2 separate regions of the Mus musculus genome follow, and region 1 is linked to region 2. Evidence: chromatin loops called from intact Hi-C (ENCODE). Cell type or tissue: heart. All regions are shown on one strand. Links, peaks and the distances in the headings refer to the core of each region. The heading gives the core; the rest is flanking DNA.

The links. Peaks named below come from ENCODE experiments on the same cell type or tissue, not always from the same donor. Only the 100,000 strongest peaks of a DNase experiment are listed, where the experiment ranks them.
Region 1: a loop joins it to region 2, with 10 times the contacts of the local background. A loop is called at or near these places in 28 of 42 quality-filtered maps.

What each region holds. Positions count from the first base shown.
Region 1 is chr10:23,078,529-23,083,913 of GRCm38, reverse strand. No RefSeq gene overlaps it. Among named protein-coding and RNA genes, the nearest start is that of Gm35179, 78 kb to the right of the region's middle. In heart, for the core only: a CTCF peak has its summit at 2,439 (motif pointing right); a DNase peak (open chromatin) is centred at 2,443; H3K27ac peaks cover 322 bases.
Region 2 is chr10:22,576,316-22,581,700 of GRCm38, reverse strand. All of the region lies in intron 2 of Gm40612 (a long non-coding RNA gene), which reads left to right. Among named protein-coding and RNA genes, the nearest start is that of Gm46216, 26 kb to the left of the region's middle. In heart, for the core only: a CTCF peak has its summit at 2,075 (motif pointing left); no DNase peak of the experiment used is centred there.

The DNA.
Region 1 (5,385 bases), core at 272-5,271, 500 kb before region 2:
CGTCCTTTACCCCAGAGCTCTGGGGCTTTGGGGCTTTAGCTGACTAGATTTGAAGACCTCATTTTCATTTGCAACATGTCAGTTGCCATACAGCAGAAGCAGCAAGAACTAACAGACAATGGCCTGTGGAGCCCTGCCTCTGACTTCCTTCTAGATTTGCAGTCATTAAGACACTTTTTTTTTCAAGTCCTGAATTACTTTGTTTCAAATTTGGAATTCTGCATCAATGATAACTTTAAAAACTCTAACTCCAGTCTGGAAAGATGGCTCAGAGGTCCTGAGTTCAATTCCCAACAACCACATGGTGGCTCACAGCCATCTATAAATTCTGCTGTCCTTTTCTGGTGTGTCTGAAGACAGGTACAGTGTTCTCATATACGTAAAATAAAAAAACAAAAACTCTTAACTCTAACTCCTGGGGCAGGGGCCATCTCTAGGACATGCCAGAGACCTGAGATGGGGGGGGGGGGCTCCCAGGAGTCTATGAGGTGGCTCTAGCTAAGACTCCTAGCAATGGGAGATATGGAGCCTGAGGTGACCACCTCCTTTAGCCAGGCAGGACTCCCTATGGAGGGATAAAGTCATCAACTCACACATAAAACCTTTGACTCAAAAAGTGCCCTGCCTAGAAGATGCGCAGGGACAAAGATGGAGCAGAAACTGAGGGAATGGCCAACAATGACTGGTCCAACTTGAGATTCATCCTATGGGTGAGAACCAAACCCTGATGCCATCAATGATACTCTGTTATGCTTGCAGATGGGAGCCTAGTATAACTGGCCTCTGAGAGGCTCCACCCAGCAGCCAATGAAACAGAAGCCGAGCCCCATAACCAAGCATTATATGGAGCTCAGGGAGTCTTGTGGATTAGTTGGGAGAAGGATTGAGGAAACCGGAGATGATAGGAACTCCACAAGAAGACCAATAGACAACTAACCTGGACTTTTGGAGCTCCCAGAGACTGAACCACAAGAGCAAGCATGGGCTGGACCTACTACACACATACACACACACACACACACACACACACACACACACACACAGAGAGAGAGAGAGAGAGAGAGAGAGAGAGAGAGAGAGAGAGAGAGAGAGGTAGCAGATGTGCAGCTTGACCTTCATGCAGGTCCCCCAATAAATGAAGCAAGGTCTATTCCTGACTCTGTTGCCTGCCTGTGGATTCTGTTCCCCTAGCTGAGCCACCTTGTCTGGCCTCAGTGGGAGAGGATGAGCCTGGTCATGAAGTAACTGATGTGCAAGGGTGGGCTGATTCTGGGGGTGGGGCTGACCTCCTTCACAGAGGAGAAAGGGAAGGGGAAGGAGCTGCAAGGGGGGCTGCAGTCAGACAATAAAGTGACAAAAGAAACAAAGAAACACAAAGAATCCCTCTAACTCCTTTGAGGACTGTCCAGTCCAGCCATATTATAGTGCCAAGCACAGGAACCAGGTAATACAAACCAGGCACACATGGCTTGTGGCAACACTAGAGACTGCGTCCTGTGTTGGTCCCATAGCCGTGCCATTGAGCTGATCTGTGTTAGTGGACCTTGCCTGTGGTATTATGCTGCATCTTCCCAGTGTGTATATCCTTATCTTTGACATTTTCTCCTTCCTGCTGCAAATGTCCTCACCATGCCTCTTGGGTGCTTGGCTGATGCAATGAATCATTTCCCCAGCCAAAAGCTTCTGCTATGACCCCCATACAAAGCAGGGCCGTCAGTTCCAAGGGGTTGAACAATGCTGGGAAAGATTAGTCAGTCTGTCAGTCACTGACCAAGTGGAAACGCGCATGCCCAAAGCAATGGGTTGCTCAGCCTGCCCTTTGGCAGCAAGCAGCCCACATGGAAGTCACTTGAAGTGACATGTGATGCACATTCGGACCATAGCTTCTGGAATTGGTTGGTGCTATGTGGAAATCGCATAGAGAATGACTATCGAATACATTCAAGACAACTTTGAGGATGCTCAGAACTTAGAAGAGTCCAGATATGGCTGGTATCGCCTAAGAACAGGAAGCAGTTTCTTACCTTAAGCCCGTGGAAGATGAGGTTCCTCCGCCAAACAAAGATTCCAGAACAGGTAACAGAAAGATAAGTGCCCCCTTCCCCGATTCTTTTGGCATTTAAAACAATGCCAAACATATCACAGAAGCGGAATAATTTTTTTTTTCTTCACCAGTAGCCACTGACTTTGAGATGCCAAAAGGTCCAAACCTTGGAGTGACTATATAAGGTGGCTCAGGACTGAAGAAAAACAAAGCAAATCGCGGCAACCAAATCTAAGGTCTGTGATGTAAAGCTGTCCCTTACATAGGTTTACAGGAAGACCTCACACTACTGTCCTAGAAGTAAGTGGATCACTGAATCTTGATTCAGTCACCTTTCTCCTACCCTTCATGGAAACTTTGGTTTTGTCTTCCCACGGGCAATACCGCAGACGAACACAAGGGGGCGAGGGCGTTCTGTCTAAGGTTAACAAAGCGAGCATGAGTCCCAGTATCCAAATCAACGCTTAAAATAACTTTAGGAAATGTTCTCCTGTGGAACAGCCACGACGTGCTTTCTCTATCGGATGTTTTATTTCATTTAGAACTTATGCAAGCCGTTTGAGTTCTGACTTACTCTGAATCGAAGATCAATAGAAGTCAGAACACCCAGAAGAGGAAATGTTTGGGCCTTTGAACACGGCTGTTCCCTTTGTACAGCAGCAACTTCCCTGCTGGGAACCGAGGTGTTTACTGCCACTATCTGCCAGATAAGGGTGATATTGTTTCCAAGAACTCGGACAAATAATACTTCTGAAGAAAACCTTGCAGGAAATTCCAGTTTCTACATAAAAATAAGTACACTAATTTGTGTGTGCATACGAATATGGAGTGTGTACATCTGCATATGTGAGAGACTGTCTAAGAATCTATGAGCGTTTCTCATATGCTATGAGTAATGTCATCATTTGACCACTGGTGTGTAGTTGTTCCACTGAGGTGTGAGGCTGTGTGCAGCCTAGAAGCTCAGTTCCCATGAACAGCCCCGGCGGGGTGTGTCACGATTGATCAAGGGATGGAACATGTGTCACGCGTGGGAAGGCATCCTCCAAGTCAGCTTCCACTGAAGTCCAGCCCTCCCCTCAGCCAAACCTGGACACGCCACGCTCAGTCTTGCAAAATAGAATTAAATAGGGTTCACGTAAATGAAACTCAAAAAGCCACAGCAACAAGAAGTCGCTACAGAGTATCTCTCTGGGCCTGGGGATATGAACTTGGGGTAGATGGCTTGAAGGATGGCACAGGGGCCTGGAACAAAGAGAGCAAAAACATGTTACATGAAAATAATTATTTATTTATTTCTCTTTTTTCCTTCTTTTATTTATGAAAATCTAACTTTCCCTGATATCTCAGCATTGATAAGGAAGATTGATGCTCTGGCATCAATTAAAGTATTACCGACCTTAATTTTTCTTCTAACACTCTTGAAACCTTATCAGAAACATAATAGGCCCTGTGTCCATAAAACCCACTCTGAAAGGTAAGCTATAACCACTACCTCTTATTTTTAAAATTAGATATTTTCTTTATTTACATTTCAAATATTATTCCCTTTCCTAGTTTCCCTTCCAAAACCCCCCTATCCCCTCCCCCCATCCCCTGCTCCTGAACCCACCCACTCCCATTCCTGGCCCTGGCATTCCCCTATACTGGGGCATTGAGCCTTCACAGGACCAAGGGCCTCTCCTCCCATTGATGACCAACTAGGCCATCCTCTGCTACATATGCAGCTAGAGCCACAAGTTCCACCATGTGTTTTCTTTGATTGGTGGTATAGGTCCAAGGAGCTCTGGGGGTACTAGTTAGTTCATATTGATGTTCCTCCTGTGGGGCTTCAGTCCCCTTCAGCTCCCTGGATATTTCTCTGGCTCCTTAATTGGGGTGGGTCCTTGTGCTCCATCCAATGGATGACTGTGAGCATCCACTTCTGTATTTGCCAGGCATTGGCAGAGCCTCGCAGAAGACAGCTATATCAGGCTCCTGTCAGCAGGCTCTTATTGGCATCTGCCTAGTGTCTGGGTTTGGTGGTTGTTTATGGCGTGAATCCCCAAGTGGAACAATCTCTGGATTATCTGTATCCACACTTTGGTCTTCCTTCTTCTCCAATTTCATGTGTTTTGCAAATTGTATCTTGAGTATTCTAAGTTTCTGGGCTAATATCCACTTATAAGTGAGTGCATATCATGTGTGTTCTTTTGTGACTGGGTTGCCTCACTCAGGATGATATCCTTCAGATACATCCATTTGTGTAAGAATTTTATAAATTCATTGTTTTTAATAGTTGAGTAGTACTCCATTGTGTAAATGTACCACATTTTCTGTATCCATTTCTCTGTTGAGGGACATCTGGGTTCTTTCCAGCTTCTGGCTACTATAAATAAGGCTGCTATGAACATAATGGAGCATGTGTCCTTATTACCGGTTGGAACATCTTCTGGGTATATGCCCAGGAGAGGTATTGCTGGGTCTTCCAGTAGTACTATGTCCAATTTCCTGAGGAATCGCCAAACTGATTTCCAGAGTATTTGTACCAGCTTGCAATCCCACCAGCAATGGAGGAGTGTTTCTCTTTCTCCACATCCTCGCCAGCATCTGCTGTCGCCTGAGTTTTTGATCATAGCCATTCTGACTGGTGTGAGGTGGAATCTCAGGGTTGTTTTGATTTGCATTTCCCTGATGACTAAGGATGTTGAACATTTTTTCAGGTGCTTCTCGGCCATTCATAACCACTACTTCTACCTCCTCCTCAAAACAAGTTTAAAAGCTAATACAATATTCAGAAATTATTCTATGTATTGCAAACCACAATTCACTCAAAATCATTCAGATAGTTACAGAGATTTTAGCTATAAAGAATTCTCAAGTCTTAAAACATTTAAAATAACTTTAGGAGATTTCAAAATTTTAGAAGATAATCTACTGAATTGAAGTACTTATGACTGCTTGTCATTAACACAGCACAATTTGGAAAGCCAAATAAACCAAATCTGTTCAAAGATTTGAGAATAACATAGTCATAATTCCTACAGATAATGCCACAATATTACAGCTAAGACATCTCACATCAATACACAGTGGCCTACAAGCCAATTTAATCAAAATTTCTACTTCAAAGGAGAACTGTGTTTAGGATAACATGGTAGAAACTATAAGAACACTGGAAGTTTGCTCAGTTTCTAGTCAAGAACACATTTCGTGATTATCATCCAACCACCTGAATTGTATTTTCTTCACTGGAACCAACACATTTACAAAGGACAAAGAATATTAGGAAATAAACATGTGAATGCATCCGTCCTCATCACCAAACAGTGCGACTATGAAATGTAAGCAAACTAAAACTA
Region 2 (5,385 bases), core at 200-5,199:
CACATAGCTATTGTTCAATAAATTTTCTCTAATGGATAAAATCATTTTGGTCTGATAGCAGTTGGCAACTCCTAATGAGTTTTCTTGGCACTGGAGAAAGAAATTTCGCATCGTCCCCAAGGTCATCATACCCTGCTGCTAAGATATTGAGCCAAGCCACTACTTACTTGATTGCATTAGCACCAACCTCATGAACTCTCTGGGAAGGTGACGTAAGTGCTGCTTACAGCAGTCAGCACGCTGCCACGGTGACGGTCCAGCGTTCACTTGAGTCTGAGCTTGTATTTATAAGCGACGTAGAAGAATGTGTTTTTTTAAAGTATGGTTTTAACATTTTTTCTTAATCCTATCTTGTTGGTATCCAGGGGCTTAACAGATAATTATTAAATGAACACATAGAGTAACGAATAAGTCAATTTAGTCACAGCTAAAGCTCGTCACAGATTCTTTCCATCTACATTGGAAACTAAATTACAAGCAAGCTTGCCATGTGAAGACATCAACATATGTCTTAAGAGATCCCAGAATGATTTATCTAAAGATAGGTACGAGATAAGAAGCATCATCAAGGCAAAGGGAATGTTCCCCCATCTAAGCTTTCGAGCACTGCCCACTACCTGTGATCCTGCACAGTGGTTATTAACCCCTAAGTACAGCTGCCTAGGATATGTCCTTGATTATGATGCACTGGTTCTTAAAATATCCAATATTTATGGCCCATATTGATATTTATTTATTACAAAGGGCCTTTGGCTACTTTTAGTGAAAAATATAGATTGAACAATAAAGTTGAACACCTCAGAAAACAAGGCAAACAAATTCTTGTAAGTGGTATTGTTGTAAATGACATAAGAGGGTTTCTGTTACATTTCCTTATTTGATTTTTCATTGTGTTTGTATAAATTCAATCCGGAGTATAAGGTTAAAGTGTTAAAATTACTTAAAGCAACTGTGAGGACCCAAATAAAATCTGTTACAAGCCTCAGCCAGACAAAACCGTGCTATGGAGAAGGGAGGGACCCTAACTCTAACCCAAATCCGAGGCCCCACCCCTACCAGAGGCCTCACCCCTACCTGAAACCCCAGTCTTACCTAAAGTTCCACCCCTACCCGAGGCTCTCCAGGAAGCTCACGTTTGATAGAGTAAAGAGAGACTTTCTCTTCAGTGGTGTGCCCAATGTAAAGTGGTCATGATCTTGGAAGAAACCTCACACCCATGATCCAGTAAGAAGTAATTAGTAGTCTAACCCTAATTACACTCCTTGGGTTACAAAATTTTTTAATAAGTCGGGGCTAGTAGCTATGGTGAGGATGTACGGAGAGGGGGGATAGCAAGAGCTGAATCTGATCAAAACATGTTGTATATGTTCATGAAGATGTCACAATGAAACCCGTGACTATGCATTAGTACAATTAATATATAATCTTTTTTTTTGTTTGTTTTTTTGTTTTTTGTTTTTCGAGACAGGGTTTCTCTGTATAGCCCTGGCTGTCCTGGAGCTCACTTTGTAGACCAGGCTGGCCTCGAACTCAGAAATCTGCCTGCCTCTGCCTCCCAAGTGCTGGGATTAAAGGCGTGTGCCACCACGCCCGGTTAATATATAATCTTTAAAACGTTTTAAATTACCTCCAACTCCTACGTCTTATGTTATCGTTCTCTGAGTTTGGGGTAAGTATGTGCGGCTTTGATTTCCATGAGACTAGGACTAAAACTGAACGTTATTTTAAATGTTGGAAGTGACATGTAACTGATTTCTGTTCTGGTGTTCTTAGTGACGTCAGCAAAATCTTTTTGAGTTCCATTTTGTGTGGATATCCTGATTGCTAGTCGCCTCACAGCCTGCTACCTCAAAGGAAGTACATCTAAGAAGAGTGACTTTCAAAACGCAGAATTTAAGGCTTCTGGAACTTTTTTTTGCTTTATTTATAACTTTAATATTCTGAGATAAAAGAGAAACTACAAATTAATAGAACAACAATGAATTAAAAGCAAAATATCTCTCAAGTAGATAGTCCTTGTCGTGTCCCTGTCCTGAGGCCCTCCCACAGGTGTGGTTGGCTTTTCTGGGCCAATATTGCCATCTACTGGTGAACTAGCTGGTTTTGCGGCAACTTGACACAAGCTGGAGTTATCACAGAGAAAGGAGCTTCAGTTGAGGAAATGCCTCCATGAGATCCAGCTGTAAGGCATTTTCTCAATTAGTGATCAAGGTGGGGAGGGCCCCTTGTGGGTGGTACCATCCCTGGGCTGGTAGTCTTGGTTCTATAAGAGAGCAGGCTGAGCAAACCAGAGGAAGCAAGCCAGTAAGGAACATCCCTCCATGGCCTCTGCATCGGCTCCTGCTTCCTGACCTGCTTGAGTTCCAGTCCTGACTTCCTTGGTGATGAACAGCAGTATGGAAGTGTAAGCTGAATAAACCCTTATGCTGAAAACTCAGAATAAATAATTGTATTGCTCAGTGCAACATAAATGTATCTGTCTTCTCAGTGTCTGACAGACCTCATGATTTCCTCAATAGATAGCTAAAGGCCCAATAGATGAGCAGGGCTGTCTGACAGTTCTCTTCAGTAATCCAGGCATTTCAGATCCTGAGGCGGAAGGATCTATGCAAATTGTAGGACAGCCATGGAGACCCTGCCTGAAGAGGAAACACTAAACAGCGAGCGCTGTCCCACCTTCTTCCCAAGTCTTCCTTTCCATGTCTCTTGGAACCCCGGGAACATCTTCTGATTGATCCATTAGAAAAGTAAGCCCGACCATGACCTTTCTCTGTCATCAGCCCTGAGCTGGATTCTTTTTTCCAGGCTTCGCTTCCTTAGCCTTCCGGTTCCCTGAGCCTCCCAGAAGCCTTCCAGTCTCTCCCCCACATTGTACACCTGGCATTCTCTCCACAAGAGACTTGCATTTCATGTCCTTCCAACCCCACCTCAAATGTGATTCCCTAAACGTACAGTATTCTAGCAGCAGAATTTACCCAGTCGACTAAAAGCAGACGATCTCCTGAAGATAAGTGACAGGGTCTCATGTGGAACCCTGGAACAAGAACTTTTTAATTCAAAGACAAAATTCAAGATGGTAGTTAAAATTCTTTTAGAATTGAATGAAAATGACAACACAAAATATGCTTACACAATGAAGGCAATGCCATGAGTCAGTTCATAGCGCTAAGTTCCTACATAAAAACAAAAACCAACAACAACAAAAAACAAAACAACAACAAAAAAAACAGACAGATCTCACACTAATAAAAAGGATACATTTGAAAATTTTAGGGGAAGAAAAAAAAGAAGAAATAGCATCCACAACGAGTGTATGGGAAAAACAATCAATTAGTAAATAACCAAATTAATAAATTAGAGATAAAAGGGGAGACATAACAACAAACATGGAGGAAATTCAGGTAATCATGAAGACATACTTTAAAAATCAGTATTTCACCAAACTGGAAAATCTAAATGAAATAGATACATTTCTTTATAAACATTACCTACTAAAATCAACATGACATCAACAGACCCATAACCCCTAGTTAAATAGAGCATCTATTAAACTCCCAAATAAGAAAAAAAAACTATGTCCTAGTAGACTCAGTACAGAATTCTACTAGAATTTCAAAGATTAACTAATGTCAATAATCTTCAAATCATTTCCCAAAATCGGAACTGAGGGAACTCTTCCAAATTCTTTTTACAAAGTCCCAATACTAAAACAGAGACTCAACAAAAATGAAAAGTATAGCCCTTACTTATGAACATGATGCAGAAATTCTCAATAAAGTACTCAAAAACTGAATTTAAGAAAACATCAGAAAGACCATCCACTGATCCAGTTGACTTCATCCCAGAGCCGCATGGTTCAACATATGTAAATCAGCAAACATACCCAGCACATAGAAATTAAAAGGCAAAAACAAAATGATCATCTCACAGATGCAGGAAAGGTTTTGACAGATCCCAACATTCATTCAAGATAAAAGTATAGGAGAAATGAGGCTTACAGGGACAGAGACATAATGAAGGGGGCTTACAGCCAGTCAATATCAAGTTAAATGGAGAGAAGCTCAAAGTGTTTCCACTAAAGTCAAGACCAAGTCAAGGATGTCCACTCTGTCCAGTGCAGCACTCAAAGTCTTAGTTAAGGAGTAAAGTAAGGACGACTGAAGGAGATCAAAGGATTACAAATAGGAAAAGGGAGGGGGGATTCCAGAATCCACATTTGCAGACCATTTCTTTTCTATTTCAATATACAAATCATACACTTACTTAGTTAAATTTATTATTATTCTATGAGAACAAGAATTTGAAAAGTGGGATCAGTTACACTCCTTGGATTCCTATCCCAGGTAACACAAGGGCAAACATCCCTGCCCAGAGTATGCAAAATATGTAATGTGAATGAGATTCATTTTAAGGATTAAAAGTGTGTGTGTGTGTGTGTGTGTGTGTGTGTGTGCGTGCGCGCGCGCGCCTGCGTGTTAAGGATCACCATCAGAGCCCTTACACAGGGCAGGCAAGTGAACTACTTCCCAGCCAAAATGATTAATTGTGAGGGCTGGAGAAATGTAGTAGGAGGAGCTGATACTGAAATCTGGTTCCCTAATTGTTTCTTGATTATATCAATAAAGATGGCAGAAGGTAATCACTGGGTGAAAATAAAGAGGTGGGATTTTCCAGGTCCCAGAAGGAGACAAGATAGTGAGTGGGCTTTTCAGTCAGGCTTTGGGGAGAGGAGCACAGAACCATGTAAGGTCTGGGGGCAACTAGAACCGGTGGCCGCTTCATCACCGGAAGAATTCTGATACAGGATAGCTGATGACTTCAGGGCAGTAGGTTCCATGCTCAGTGGTTGTGTTATCTGGCTGGTTTTAAAATATTAAGGCTGTCTGATGTTTTCCATCCTCCGTGACTCAGGTGGGCAGGAGAAAGGGCAGCCTTGGGACAGTCTTTGGTGGTTGGCAGAGCCAGCCTCGGGGTTGGTTGGTCAGTGTAGACTCATCACAGCTCGGAGCGTTCTCCGGTTGTTAGAGGATTGGAGACACTAACTGCTGGCCATTGCGGAGCTATCTGGATTGGGAGCAGCGGCAGTGAATTCTTGGAGCCAAGCTGAGAAGCTGAGAGTGCAGCCCCAGAAGGTGATAGCATGAAGTTTTGAAATTAACACGCAACGGAGAAATAGCTGTTCTTACAGAGGAGCCCATTTTGATTGCCAAGCATGGCGGCTCACAACCATCCGCCACTCCAGTTCTAGGGCATCTAAAGTCCTTTGCTGATCTCTTCAGGACACTCCAGAGCACCAGGCACACACACACATAGAGGCAAAACACTCGTACGCATAACAAAAATGGAAACCTTTAATTGTAAGAGCTTCTCCGATAATGAACAATC